Linked DNA regions of Homo sapiens: regions 1 and 3 are each linked to region 2. A link is a contact called in ENCODE Hi-C data. All regions are on one chromosome and are shown on one strand. Each heading gives the region's core, a stretch centred on a gene start or an enhancer-like site at or near the end of the contact. The rest is flanking DNA. Distances are from core to core; before and after follow the strand shown. Region 1 has its middle 210 kb from the start of LINC03069. Region 2 holds the start of LINC01415 (long intergenic non-protein coding RNA 1415). Region 3 overlaps LINC01929 (long intergenic non-protein coding RNA 1929).

Evidence for each region. Hi-C counts contacts between places; a loop is a spot of excess contacts on that map. Pooled maps may share reads with other maps.
Region 1: a map of ascending aorta shows a loop between it and region 2 (2.1-fold over the local background). The contact joins the enhancer-like site here to the promoter of LINC01415 in region 2. A Hi-C loop is called at or near these places in 2 of 168 maps with a recorded cell type or tissue (ascending aorta and posterior cingulate gyrus).
Region 3: a loop to region 2 is called in a map of heart right ventricle, with 3 times the contacts of the local background. The contact joins the enhancer-like site here to the promoter of LINC01415 in region 2. A Hi-C loop is called at or near these places in 4 of 168 maps with a recorded cell type or tissue (Right ventricle myocardium inferior, cardiac septum, heart left ventricle and 1 more) and 3 of 50 pooled maps.

What each region holds. Positions count from the first base shown.
Region 1 is chr18:56,400,073-56,404,642 of GRCh38, reverse strand. No RefSeq gene overlaps it. Among named protein-coding and RNA genes, the nearest start is that of LINC03069, 210 kb to the right of the region's middle. Within about 2 kb of position 1,607, at least 5 of the 41 ENCODE cell types and tissues checked have a DNase peak (open chromatin) inside an H3K27ac peak, as active enhancers do; they include ascending aorta, where a contact is called at or near this core.
Region 2 is chr18:55,779,422-55,784,195 of GRCh38, reverse strand. It overlaps LINC01415 (long intergenic non-protein coding RNA 1415), which reads left to right and starts at 2,471. Exons shown (of 2, transcript NR_145452.1): 1 at 2,471-3,241; 2 at 4,166-4,774. The region is part of intron 2 of LOC105372130 (a long non-coding RNA gene); the gene reads right to left.
Region 3 is chr18:55,107,775-55,111,998 of GRCh38, reverse strand. LINC01929 (long intergenic non-protein coding RNA 1929) reads left to right here. Exons shown (of 3, transcript NR_110743.1): 3 at 3,346-4,224. Among named protein-coding and RNA genes, the nearest start is that of LINC01929, 14 kb to the left of the region's middle. Within about 2 kb of position 1,303, at least 2 of the 41 ENCODE cell types and tissues checked have a DNase peak (open chromatin) inside an H3K27ac peak, as active enhancers do; they include heart right ventricle, where a contact is called at or near this core.

The sequences.
Region 1 (4,570 bases), core at 358-2,857, 620 kb before region 2:
GCAGGGTGGCTGCCTGTGAAAGGTTTTGTAGTGTCTATTCCTGCCTTAGTGGGAAGGTTGGAATAAGATGCTAAATTCTATAGCAAATATATTGATATGCATGGGGATGTTCTATATATTTGCATATACAACTTCTAATTGTAAATAATTTGCATCACAAGTTTGATTTGTCTGTGTACAAACACTTTCGTTCTTGTGAAGCCTGAGAAATCAAAGTATTATGTTTGTGCACACATTACATTATTGGATCAATTTAAGAATCCTATTGGGTAGATATTATTATTTTGTTTTATAGACTGGGAATAAAAGTGAAGAGAAGTAAAGTTATTTGGCTATGAATTTATAGGAAAATTAGTATAGGGATCAAGACTCAATCCTATGATTTGCCCAATAATTCCCACCTCAGTTCCTTCAAACTGAGTGCATTAGCATTTATAGACTATCATTAAGCACAATTCAAAGTCCACTCTCTTTATTAAATATAATGAAAAGGATGATTTATATGGCAGATTTTGAGATAATAAGTCATTTTTATAATGCTCTATTATTTAAGCTAATTTAACTAATCAGTTCTATGTTGATGAGCAATCAGAGTCAATTTGTAGGGTACTACTACAATTTTCTAGTATTGTAGTATTTCTGTCAAACAGCACTAAGGTGCAAAGTGTTATTACTTCTAAATTTTATGATGAACAGGGGAAATGGCTGGAGACATTCGTGGGTGACACTATATGCAAACTTTAAAAAAGCATTTCATATTATTATCGAAACAGAGAAGCTTCAGCTAATAGAGTCACATAAATCCAAATGGATTAGTTTTTGTTGCAAGAAAGACTAGCTCTCATAAGACTTTCTCCATAATTGAAGGCTTTTACCAATTATGCTCAAATATTGTGTGAAAGAAAAATATTTTCCATTACTATTTCTGGTTACATGGAGAAAATATTTCACTCCAATGAGAACCAGAGTAGCATTCAGGTTTTTGTTTTTTTTTTTAACATTCAATGCAAGCTGACTAATGCTTCTTTCTAAATTGGAGAGCAAATATTACAAAGCTCCGTTTCTTAGAGATGGAAAATAATACCATGCTTTAGAGGAAAAATGAATACTTTGTTAAGCAGATCAACTTCTGAGTTTTCTGGAAAATTATATAATCTAAAGAAAATAGCTGAAGCTTCAGCAGCATTTGCTAGAAACTGGAATATAGTTAAAGGTGGTTGAATGGGGGGAAATTGGAGGAAACGGAGGAGAAAGCCATGCAGTGGATATGATTCAGTTCTGGCAGATTAGACATGATGGTAACCAGATCTTTTGATTCAGTAATCAGCCTGATACTAAATATCTTCAGAGCATAATGACTTACAGAAGAACTCTGGGTTTCTTTTTTCTCCCAACAGAAATGTGAGGTAAAAATAAGGAGGCTTTCCTTGTAGTTGTAACAAGAGTGGAACTTAACCCAGTGTTGTAAAAAACAGCATCTTTGATCACTGGAATATTTTCAAAAAAGGAGGACTCACAGCATTAAAATGGCTAAAGGTTGACTCATGCATAATTGGCTCACTCTCTTTCACCATCTCTTAAATGACATCAGAAGGGATTTTAATAAAGTGCTGTGTCAGTTTCCTGGGGCTGGCACACTGGGTGGCTTAGAACAACCAAAATTTGTTGCCTCATGGTTCTGGAATTGCCAGAAGTTCAAAATTAAGGTGTTGGCAGGGCCATGTTCCCTCTGAAGGCTCTGGGGAAGGATCTGTTCCAGGCCTTTCTCCTGGCTTCTGGTGGTCTCAGGCCTTTCTGGGCTTGTAGATACATCCCTCCATCACGTGGTCATCTACTTCTTGTGTGTCTTCCCATCATTTTCTCTCTGCGTGTCCGTTTCTGTGGCCAACCTTCTCCGTTTCATAAGGACATCATATTGTATTGGATGAGGGCCCACCCTAGTGACTTCATTCTGAACTTGACCACCTCTAGAAGATCCTATTTCTAAATAAGGTTACATTTTGATGTGCTGGGGTTGGGACTTCAACATATCGTTTTGGAGGGACACAACTCAACCTGTATCAAGTGCTTCAAACATATTTTTTCCTTTTTTGAGAAGACAACTGAAGAGTTAATCTTGAATGGAGAAGCCACAATTTATTCTACTTCTCATTACAGAATCAGAAAGATATGTGAGCACATTATGATGATATTTACTGTCATTATAGGAGTTTGACACAAAACAAGTGCCCAAAATGTATATTTTGATGGGCTGATTGTGTGATCACATGATGTGGTCATTCTTCAAAGTTCTGTATAATCTTTAACTCACTCTGGCACCATTCAGGTGTGACACTTGATTTGTTAGCTAAAGCCAGAGAAAACCTCCTCCAGTGTCCTTGTCACCTCTGAATTATCTACCAGAGAGCACAGCTGAGCAGAGCTTACTTTGAGTAAGAGAATATGGAGACCCTTTGATAACATACCTAGGACCTGTAAGTGAATTTAAATAGGACTCAGGGTCCGGGGCACTGAGCTCTGGAAGAGCTGAGAGGAGAGTTAATGATGATCTACTGGCTTATTTTTTTTCCTTGGCCCTGCCAGGGTTCCCACGTTTTCCCACTCTGCTAGTCTTTTCTGGTCTCTGAAATGAACAACATGTTTACCTGACCCACTGTCTGCCTGGGCGGGCCCACTTCCCCTCCTTCCCTTCTCTTCCTCCTCCTAAATCCATCCACCTCCAATGCCTGTACTTATTTATTTCTGCAGTACGGATTCTTCTGCTTAGGATTTTGCAGCTCTGGTAAACGACCTTTCAGGATATCCATGTGCCCTATTTTGGGACAAATTTGTTTTATTTTTATTTAACTCCTAAACATTGTGTGTGTATGTGTGTACATATATATGCTACAGATATATATAGTGCACACAGATATGCTACACATATATATGGTGCACACATATATGCTACACATATGTTTGATGCACAGAGATATGCTACACATATGCATGGTACACATAGATATGCTACACATATGTATAGTGCATGCTACATATATGTATGGTGCATGCTACACATATGGCACACATAGATATGCTACACATACGTATAGCGCATGCTACACATATGTATGGTGTATGCTATACATATGTATTGTTCACGTAGATATGCTACACACATGTATGGTTCACATAGATATGCTACACATATGTATGGTGCACATCTCCCCAACCTGACTTTGAACGTCTTATGGGCAGAATATGTTTATTTCTCTAGTCCCACAGAGCATGGTACATAGTGAATACTCAGTGAACTGATAATTGAAACTGTAAAACGCTACTCACTTCCAGTGGGGCATCTCCTTGTGGTTTTGCTCCAAGAGTGCGTGTGTATGTGGTTTTTGTAAATGAAAATGATAGTTTCCCAATGATAAGCCACATTTTCAGAGAATCTTATGTTACTTCTGCTAATCCTACCAAATGTATCATTAGAATATTCTGGCAACTCAGGAAGGGGGCATGTAAACCTTCCTGATGTTATAAATGATAATATCGTGGGTTGTGATTCTTTGCCAAGATCCTGTGTTTTTCAAATAGGTACAAAAATAGACTTATAGAATATTAGATGTGATTCAATTTGTGGAAGCTAGTGAAAGATCTGGTTTTGCGTCCAGATTGCCATAGGGATAAAACAGAGCAGCAGAAGTGGACAAGTGACAGCCAACATCTGGATGATGCATCCCACGGGGCTGTCAAGATGGTTAAATGAAGTAATGTACATAAAGCTCAAGGGCTAAAATCAACAGGAGTAAACATCACTTTGATGGAAGTGCCATTTATTGATTGTGTATATATCCACATCTTTGCAATGGAATCAGACACCATTGAATTAGATATTTTAATTTCCTGAAGTGTGTCTTTCCTGAGACTCACAGAATTGGTAATGTTGGCTTGATGGTCCACAGGAAATTGAAATAATAGAAACTTTTGGTAGCATATGAGTTGACCCTGGGTATAGAGGCGGAACATAAATGGCAGATTGAGGAGTAAATTCTAATTCCTTGAATATAAAGGCCTTTTCCCTGAGCACAGCACCTTGCCATCTGTCTTTTTAATATCTGTAAGGGATACCCCAGCCTGATTCCAAACTCTCTTGCTCTATAATGGGAAATATCTCTGTGTTTGATGAACCTAAGTGAAAAATGCAGTCTCATATCCATGTATTTATTAAATCTCTGGTTGCATAAAGGCCTCACTCCAAAGTAACGTTCAAAATAAATTGCTTCCATGATTGTATTGTTAGAATGCCCATGTATGATTTCTTCTCTCTGCATTCTAAGATGACAATGTATCTTGGGGAACATTAATGATGCAAATTCAAACTACCAGGGCAATCAGCTACAGACAGATCAGAAAATTGTAGCGATTGGCCTAAAGACTCCTTCTGAGTTCTTCCTAGAGCGAGGAGTGCTGGGAGACCTCTTCAAGGAGATTCTGCTTATCACATTTATTTTCCCCCCTACGAAGACTCTAAGTCAGAAAAAATGATTTTTGCTCAGAGCATGGCAGTTCTTCTCTGTGCTTGGGGTTC
Region 2 (4,774 bases), core at 1,222-3,721:
CAAATAATTAAAACTCTGTTTGAAAATGGAGATGTTTTCCACAGCTTTCCTGTGTATGCATGATGTCATCGATATTCAAGAGTGTAAATATTGACTAGTTATTGCTGGTAGCCAGAAGGAGCAAAATCCCCTTTGAAATAATAATGTGGAGTGTGTGTATATAACATATACATATGTATGCACACACATATGCATAGAGATGTTAAATATATAGTCATATAGGGAGAGAGAAAATATAGATTTCACTTTATATGACAGTTGAATAGCTATACTTTAAACAACCTATGTTCACTGCCAGTACAGTTCTAGTGTGACTGTGTATGTATGTATGTGTGTGTGTGTATGTGTATGATATGCAAAGAAAACGCAAAAATATTTCTGAAATTTTTTATCTGTGTTTTTGGTTTTTTTTCTTAACATGATAATGAGAGATATTATAAAGCACACCTTTTGTCTTTAAAAAATAACCTCTTCATTGTTTAGATTAGTATCTAGAAATAGAAGATTTTAGAGCTTGCATGGATGGAATTAATAATCTTATCTTATTTTCATAATATTTTAAGCTCACCTTAAATCCTTTTGGGGTGGAAGTAGAGTACCATTAATACATAAATTAAAATCCTGAAAATGGCTCCTTCATTTGACAATTTTTCATTTAAGAGACATGGGACTTAGAAAATTTTTGAGATTTAAAAAAATCCCTCCAGATTATTATTTCAATTGACTCATTTAGCTAAGAACGACTAAAGATATCAGCACATTTGGGAGTGTGAAGATACTGAAGAAACAAAAGCCATTTCCTTTCTCCATGGAGCTTCCAATTCCGAGCCAGATGTAACATACGTGCATGTGTGGGTTTTATCAACTACAGAATTGGGCTCTCTACAAGAAGTCATTGGGTGTTGCAAACAATAAGTGCAAAAAGAGAAAAGGAAGCAATCTGTACAGGTGAAGAACTGACAGGAAAGAGGTAAGCCTCACCTATGACAAAATGAATTGTGGATGCTGGATCACTGAAGTAGGAGAGAGGATGGCAGTGCAAATCAGAGAAATGTCATTAAAAAGGGGGGGTGCGTGCACACAGTAAGTTGGGAGAAATAAAAATCAGAGAGTAGAATGAATTTGAGACTATGAACTAGATTAATTAAGATTTATGGTCTTGGCCAGGCGTGGTGGCTCATGCCTGTAATCCCAGCACTCTGGGAGGCTGGGGCAGGTGGTTAACCTGAGTCCATGAGTTCAAGACTAGCCTGGACAACATGGTAAAACCTTGTCTCTACAAAAAAATAAAAATTAAAATTCTAACAATTAGCCAGCTGTGGTGGTGCACAACAGTAAGTCCCAGCTACTCAGGAGGCTGAGGTGGGAGGATCGCTTGATCCTGGGAGGCAGAGGTTGCAGTGAGCCATGATGGCACCACTGCACTCAAGCCTGGGCGACACAGCAATACCCTGCCTGAAAAGAAAAATTAAAAATTAAAAAAAAAACTTATGGTCTTATGAGTGGGCTTTCAGTTCCATTTTTGGCTTTACAAGATTCCCACTCAATCAAAATTACACATACAAAATGGAGTGAAGAAAAGCTTTGCATTTACTTAGGAGGTGAAAGAACCATGATAATGTTGGCCCATCCATTTTAACTATGTTAGTGAACATTAAAGTTTGCTCCTTTAAGTGATTTGCCCATGTGTAGGTAGGGAATGTATTTCACACATCTTTTAGACTCTCCACTGTATGGACCAAGAGCAGGACTGACTGACTACACGTTGATAAATTGTTTCAGGCCACTATACTGGATATACTGAATAGACTGAGTGAAATCTCCCCGACGATCTTCACAGATGACTGGAGTCCACAGAAGTCCCTGACCCCCAGTGTTAAAGAGGCCATTACGAATACAGGTTATTATTAGGATAGGAGATATTGTCTGGAATTAAAGTCACCACCAGTCAAATTGGCTGGTACCAGATTCCTGTGATATCTTTGTGCTGTCAACACATACAAAGAGAAGTGTGTGAAAATTATTCAGTCAAAGAATAACTAGCCTAACAAAGGGAACAATTCTGGACAAAAAGTAATCCCGTTTGATTCCAAGAGTAATCCTGTCCGCAGGACAGCTTGGCAAATCCCCCACTTGAAATTTTGTTTTAGAAACACGTTCTCTGACAAGGCAAGAATTCCTCCTAAGATGACATACAGAATTCAGGCCCGAAGCCTGGAAGTCTTGCTCTGAGGCCCATCAGCATGGAAACAGGCCTTTTTAAAGGAAATAATCCAGATATTTTCTTTTTCCTGATGCCTGTGTAGACGTGTTTCCTTGCAGCTCCTTTCAGTTGGCCTGAATGCGGGAAAGCACCAGGGGGAGCTCACACATCTTCCTTCTTTTTCTCCCCCTCTTACAGAAGGTTGGCTCTTGTATCCTAGCAAAAGGGTGGGTCAAAAACAACAACATGCATGAAATGATTCAGAAAGGTAAACAAAGGCAATTCGTTCTGTAAAAATACTCTAGATTCTTTCTGAGGACTGGGCACTACACTGCTCATAGTGGGCACCTAAAGTCAGCATTCAGCCAACTCAGCGGGCTTTAAGATGGAGACTCTTAAACCTCCTGCATCAAAAAGACATAAGGGAATGTCCCTGAGAAGAGCCTGTGTCTCCTTTGAAGAGAGAGAGAGAGATTGATTCTGCCTCCTTGCAATTCGAACCGGCATTTTCCAGAACACTCCAATTTGAATCACAGTGGAGGGTCATGGGAGGGATTTGGCACAGGGGAGTCTTGGGTCTTTGGTTTTCCACATTGATCAATGGGATTGATTTTTTCTGTTTTTGTTTTTGTTTTAAAAGAAGAGAATTAGTTCCTTTTTCTGTCTCCAGGATTGAAAACATGAAGGCAAAGAAGAGAAACTCACAATATGTCATTAACTTTGGGTTATCAATATTAGTGGAAAGAATCAATGGTGCAAAGAATCCTAAAGGACTAGATAATCCGCATATTCGACTTCCTGATTATGTGTTACTGACACTAACATTTCAGAGTGTGGAGACCCTGCCCCATCTGGGGAGAGGGAGAGACAAAGACCCCCTGCTTCTGGTACTTGATTCACACATAATGCCCTCCATTTACTGCTTTCAAGAAATAACCTGTTTCTAATCTTAAATTTCAATCTACTGATCACAAAATCATAGAGATCTTAGCCTTGAAAGAGACTTCATGAGACCATGTGACCAACTTTCTGACGCAGGTGAGATATCATTGTTTTGCATTTTATTTTATAGAGGAAGTCACTGAGATTCAGAAAGGAAAATTAAAGAGGCCGGGTCTCAGTTGAGTGATTTTTCTCCGTAGATTAAAAAATCCATTCAGTATCCAGTTCCCCTTCCCCACCTACTCCTCCTAATAAGGCTGTGAATAGCGTTTTTTATATCCCAAGTCTAAACTTTGAGCCATTGGCAACCCTTAGGAGGAAAGAGATGAATCACAAGGGATTGTGGAATCATTAGAAATTGAGGTAGCTGAACATCTGGGGGAACGCTCGGCTTGATTCAAAACTCTCATCAAATGTGGTTTTCTCCTGGGTGGGAGGCCGCTGAGCCGCAGGGAAGCTGCGGGGCCAGCTGAGTAGCCGGCGGCCTGTTGGGTCCCCAGTGTCGCGCGACAGCACGACCCGAGACAAGGCACCTGGGGCTGGTGCCAGGCAGAGGCCCCGCGTTGCGTGGCCGGCGGCAACAGCGCCTGGCGGTCGGTTCCGGGCGGGGCTGCAGGCGCCGGGTTCCCGCGGCCGCGAGGCGGGGCTGGAGGGCGCTGCGGGCTGCGCGGAGGCTGCGGGAAGCGCGGGGAGCACGCGGAGCCCGACTAGCAGGGAGATCGCGTCGCGCCGGGCACAGGCACGGGACCCGCGCTCTAGGAGGGCGCAGCGAGAGGCGCACTGCGCACCCAGGGGCTGCGGTCCCGGCCGCCGTGCGGTGACAAGCTGACTCCCCGCCGCCGCCCAGCCAAGTCCGCGCGGGGTGCTGGCGGAGATGTCGCATGGGAGGCTTCTTCAACGAGGTGCAAATCCAAGCCACCTCGCCTGAGTGAATGAAGGGACGGCGCGGGGCGCGGGTGGGGTTCACCGTGACAAAAGCCCAGTACCTGGTTCAAACTTTTTTTTTTTTTTTGCCCGCAGGATTAGAACATCCGACATTAAAATGTCTCAGTGCAGCAGAATTTCCCAGCGACTTCGGTGGCGGGAGAGCAGCACCTCTCAGGCACAGCTGTGCGCATCCCTCGGGCCCCACCGACCGCACCATCTGACCGCGGGAAACGAAATCTGAGCTCAGGAATTTGAACTGCCCCACGCACGTTCGTTCCCGGATAAATCTCCTAGAGGACCGTGATTTTTCCACTTAGAGATTATTTAGGGAGATGTCCTGGATGGGACAAGTAGACAAATGGCGGCCCGAGGAAAATGCAGGAAACTCTACATTGTAGACGCTTAAGCACCAACTGTCTGGGCCCCGGGGCAGGGAACGGGAGACATTATCCACCGGAAACATCACACCCCCGGGGCTCCTGGCATTTTCTACATCAGTGAATGTGCCAGCGAAGAAGAGTGTGGGGAAATTTTCTGAACATAGAATTCATATTCCTGAAACGTTAAGTCGTGAAGTGGGTGCTTCAGCTGTCCCCCAGCTTTAGGATTTTAACCCAGCTTTGGTTTTGATCACCGAGAGTTATTCCTTATAATCAAATCAGCAAAAGCGTTCAATTACCTATTACTGGTTGAGAAAGATTC
Region 3 (4,224 bases), core at 54-2,553, 670 kb after region 2:
TTAGGTACTGCTTTTGTTGCTGCTATTGTCAATCTGTTCTTCCTGGCATCTCCATATCTTTGATAGTCATAAAAGCACATAACCACATAAGGTGGTAAAATCATAGTTTTCTCTTAGATGTAGGTCTCTTTGAAAGGCTTGGAATGACCCAAGGAAGGCTTAACATTAGAATGTCTCTGGGTTTTAGAATGTTTCTCACTCCCTCTTTCCTACTCCCTCTCCTGTCTCTGTCTCTTCCCTCCCTTCAGTAAGCCACATAGTCAATGCCTTCTCTGTGCCAGGCACTTTGCAAAATACTTCTAGCATTTCTAGGCTCTGGATATGCAGATTTGGGCAAGGCCAGTAATTAATTTTTGGCTTCTGAAAGGTAAGTGATCATGTTCAGGTGTGGATTCAGATAAAGTAAGTTAGTAGGGTCTCTCAGTAGAGGAAAAAATGGGAGATTTCATCTTAAGAAGGAAGAGGATGAAAATGTGAACCCAACATGTGCTGTTTGGGAATAGATTCCAGTGGTGTGTCTGGAGCAGCAGGGGGGCATCTGTGGGTGTCCACAGGCAGCTGGCCAGCAGGCAGACAGCACAGGGCTCAGAACCAAGGCCTCCTGGTGCAGGGAAGGTATGCAGACAGCACCTGGGGCCCCATTTCTGTACCTGGCCTGGCTTCCCAATCCCATCAGCTGCTAAATTATGGGGAGGAGAGTACCATGAAGGCAACAGAACTCATCTTCTTTTAATTATTATTCTATGGTAGTATGGTCATGACTTGTATTTAATATCTTCTGGCTGGCAACAATGTACTGAATGCTCTGCAGACCACAGCATTAAGCATGGCTGGCCATTGGCTGTTATGCTATGGGCTGACATCTTAATTCTACAGACATGAGATGCTTGGGGAAGAAAAGGAAGGCTCCTATGGCACCAGGGCAAATAGCAAGATGGTAGCTCCTTGGTCCCAGACTTGGAGTCCTTGACCTCAGCCTCTGTCCAGAGGACCCTTCCCACAGTTGCACAGCAGGACACTGATTTATGATACTTCAAGAGGTGTTTTCAAAATGAGTGGGCACAGAAAAAGTATCTAAAAGAGTTTAAGATATTAATTTATTTCAGATATCCAGGATACTCAGGAAGACTGCAGTGAGAAGGGATCCCACAACAAATTATGACCAAAAATAGCTAAGAATATTGCATTTCCAATTTGCCAGTATGCTAGTGGCGTAGGAGGCTAAAGGCTGGTATGAGCTCAGCCCGGGCTTTTGCCTGCATTGTCGGCATCCCAAATTAGCAACAAGTGTCATCAAATATATGAACTGGGAGGAATTCCAAAGGAACCAAATCATTGCTCTCCAAATAGATGGAGAGAGGATGTAGTGAGGGGTCAGAAGTGGAGAGGACAGGCACAGGAAACGTTTGTGGTGTCATTTCTGTCCCCGGACAGGATGCCGGAAGGAGAGAGGTCAAAGCAACAGGAAGTCTAGCATCACGGTACAAAACGTTATCAAGACTGATGGGATTTTAATTGTTTCATTCTTTGGGGCAAATGCTGTGTGATCACTTAGCCATCGAATCTCTATTGTGTTATGTTTTGTAAAATTTATTTTTAATTTAAAGTCAATATAGGAAAGGTTGAACAAACAAAGGTAGAGGTGGGAGTGCAGTGGGGGAAGAGCTTGTTAAAGTAAACGATCCAAAAACTACAAAAATGCTGGAGGACTTTTGTGCAGGTCTCTCCCAAGCTGCATTTCCCACTGGACATCTGGATTATAATTCAGAGTACCAGTTTCTGGCTTTTGGCCCTACTCAGATCCTCTGAGTTTCCAGTCTTACCTAAGTAATCCTCCCTAGAGGAGTTTATGTGATAAACTCTATCCACTCCCCTGGAGGTGTATGTATCAGAAAGTCCTTTGAGTAGGCCACAGAGAGAGAATATAAACTCCTGCACCTCCTGGGCTGCCTGAAGTTCCCCTCAATCACACAATTCCTGCTGCTTTGGCTGTTGGTTAGCATGACAAAAGCAACTCTTCAACTTAGGCTACTCTCTTCTAAAGGCTAAGGGACAATTGATAGCATCATCCCCTCAAATCTAGGAAGAAACTATGAAATGACATACCTCTTTAGAAAATGATTTGCCCATAGAAGATCTCAGTCTATATCCACGAGAGAGAAAGAGCTTAAGTGTCATTCAGATTTACATCTCTCCAAGTATGAGGGGTTGGGGGTTGGATAGTATAGCTCACAAACATGCCCTTGGAGTAAGGAAAGCTCTCAGCATTTGAAAGTGTTCTCCAGGCTGATGCAGTGTTGTGTTCCAGGTTCCTCTGAGTAGCTCCTAAACTCAATCTGAGTTCTTTGTAGCAACCTGCGTGGTGCCCAGGAGCTGCCCATTTGCCATTGGCCTGACTAGTTGGATTTTAGTTGCTGGACTCTAGTCCAGGGAACCTACTCTGAGCCACCCTCCATCTGAACTTCACTGTATTCATATTCTCCCATGATTTCAGGGCTATACTAAGACTGGGATAAAAACTGCTGAGTGCTGGCATGACACAAGATGGAAAATATGGGCTATCTCACATGGCTAGAATCCCCATACCCTCCCATAGGAAAACAGGTCTAGCCATTCAGCCCCAGAAGTATATCTTGGCCATTTTCTGAGAATAAGAAATATAAGGCTATTTAAACTGTATTTAGAATATCCCCAATCTTCAGATTAGATTGATGACAAAGATTTCAGAAAGAAATATCATTTGTTCATTCACTTATTAATTCAAAAAATACCTATTAGATACCTACCATGGGCAAGGCACTCTGCTGGATGCTGGGAAGATATGAGTTAAGAGGACAGACATTTGTCAGCTCCCATGGATAACACAGAATAAAGCAATAGAGCCATTCTTAATTGTGATATGCGCTGAGAAGATAACCAGCAAGGGACTGAGATGGACGGGATCTTTTAGCTGGGTGCTAAAGGCTTACTTGAAGAGTTGACATTATCCTGAAAAGAAGAGGGGTTTCTTTTTGAGAAAAAAAGGAGAGGAAAGGGAGAGACCATCAGTAGAGAGAGCAAAGAACATGTGCACAGCCTTGAGGTGAGGAAAAGCTTGTGTGCTCCAGGGGTGGAATGAGAGGAGCCCAGTGGGGCTAGAGGATTGTGACCCAGGGAAAGAGGAGTCAAGATTGGAAAGAGTCAAGGGCAAGATCAAGGATGGCCCTAAAAGCCAGAATGGGAAATTGTTTTACTCTGAATGTGGCAGGAAGCTAAAGAGTTGTGATTAGGGCTCATTAAATGAATGAAGGCGAGTGACATGATACAATTAATATTTTTTCATTTGTGCTTCTTCATTGAGAATAGATTGGAGAAGTGAGAAGAGGAGCAGAGAGACCAGCTGGGAGCTGCTGTAGTAACCCAGGTGAGGGAGATGGTGGTCTGGACCAGTGCTTCGCATGGAGGTGGACAGAAGTGATATAACTGATTTAAGTCAACCAGCTGCTTGATCCAAATAATGCCAAATGAGTTTATTGCCATCTCTTCATATTTTACAACCAGATCACTTCTGCATAAAACCACATGGAAGAATAAGAAGGGAAAAACAATCAAGCAATAAACTGTTCATCTGAAAATAGTTAAATTCTCCAACAGTTGATTTTAAAATATTTTCCTAAAATCTATTAAGATTTGTTCAAAGTAATTCTTCTATGGAGGCACATCTCTGGACTGAAACAACCAGCCTTTGCCTTTGGTGTGGTCCTGTTTCAGTCAAAATGGCTAACAGGCTATGAAGAAAATCAAATTCCAAGTTACTCAAATGTGGAGAAAATCTGGAGGTCTGGTATGGGCATCTTTTCAAAATGTTTTAATTACACATTGATTTACAAATGACATTGTCTAGTATGGTAGTTTTAAAAAAATCATCATTTTTAAACATCTGCCAAATTTTAAATGGTAGTTTTTCATGAAAGTACAAAGAAAACTTCATCCACGATCACGAAATTTTCCAACTCATATATCCTGATCAAAACAAAGACTTTCTATGGACAATTGTTGAACCACGCCTGACCTTGGACCCTGTGCTATCTACTCTTCTCAGTGTCATTCTCTATCTAGTTTGGCTTTTCCAAGTTTAATCACTAAGATATTCAGATATTATTACAAAATATTATTACAAGCCCTTTAATTACCTTGATAATATTACTGGCAATATTAAAAACTTTTAGCAGTATCTTTCATGGT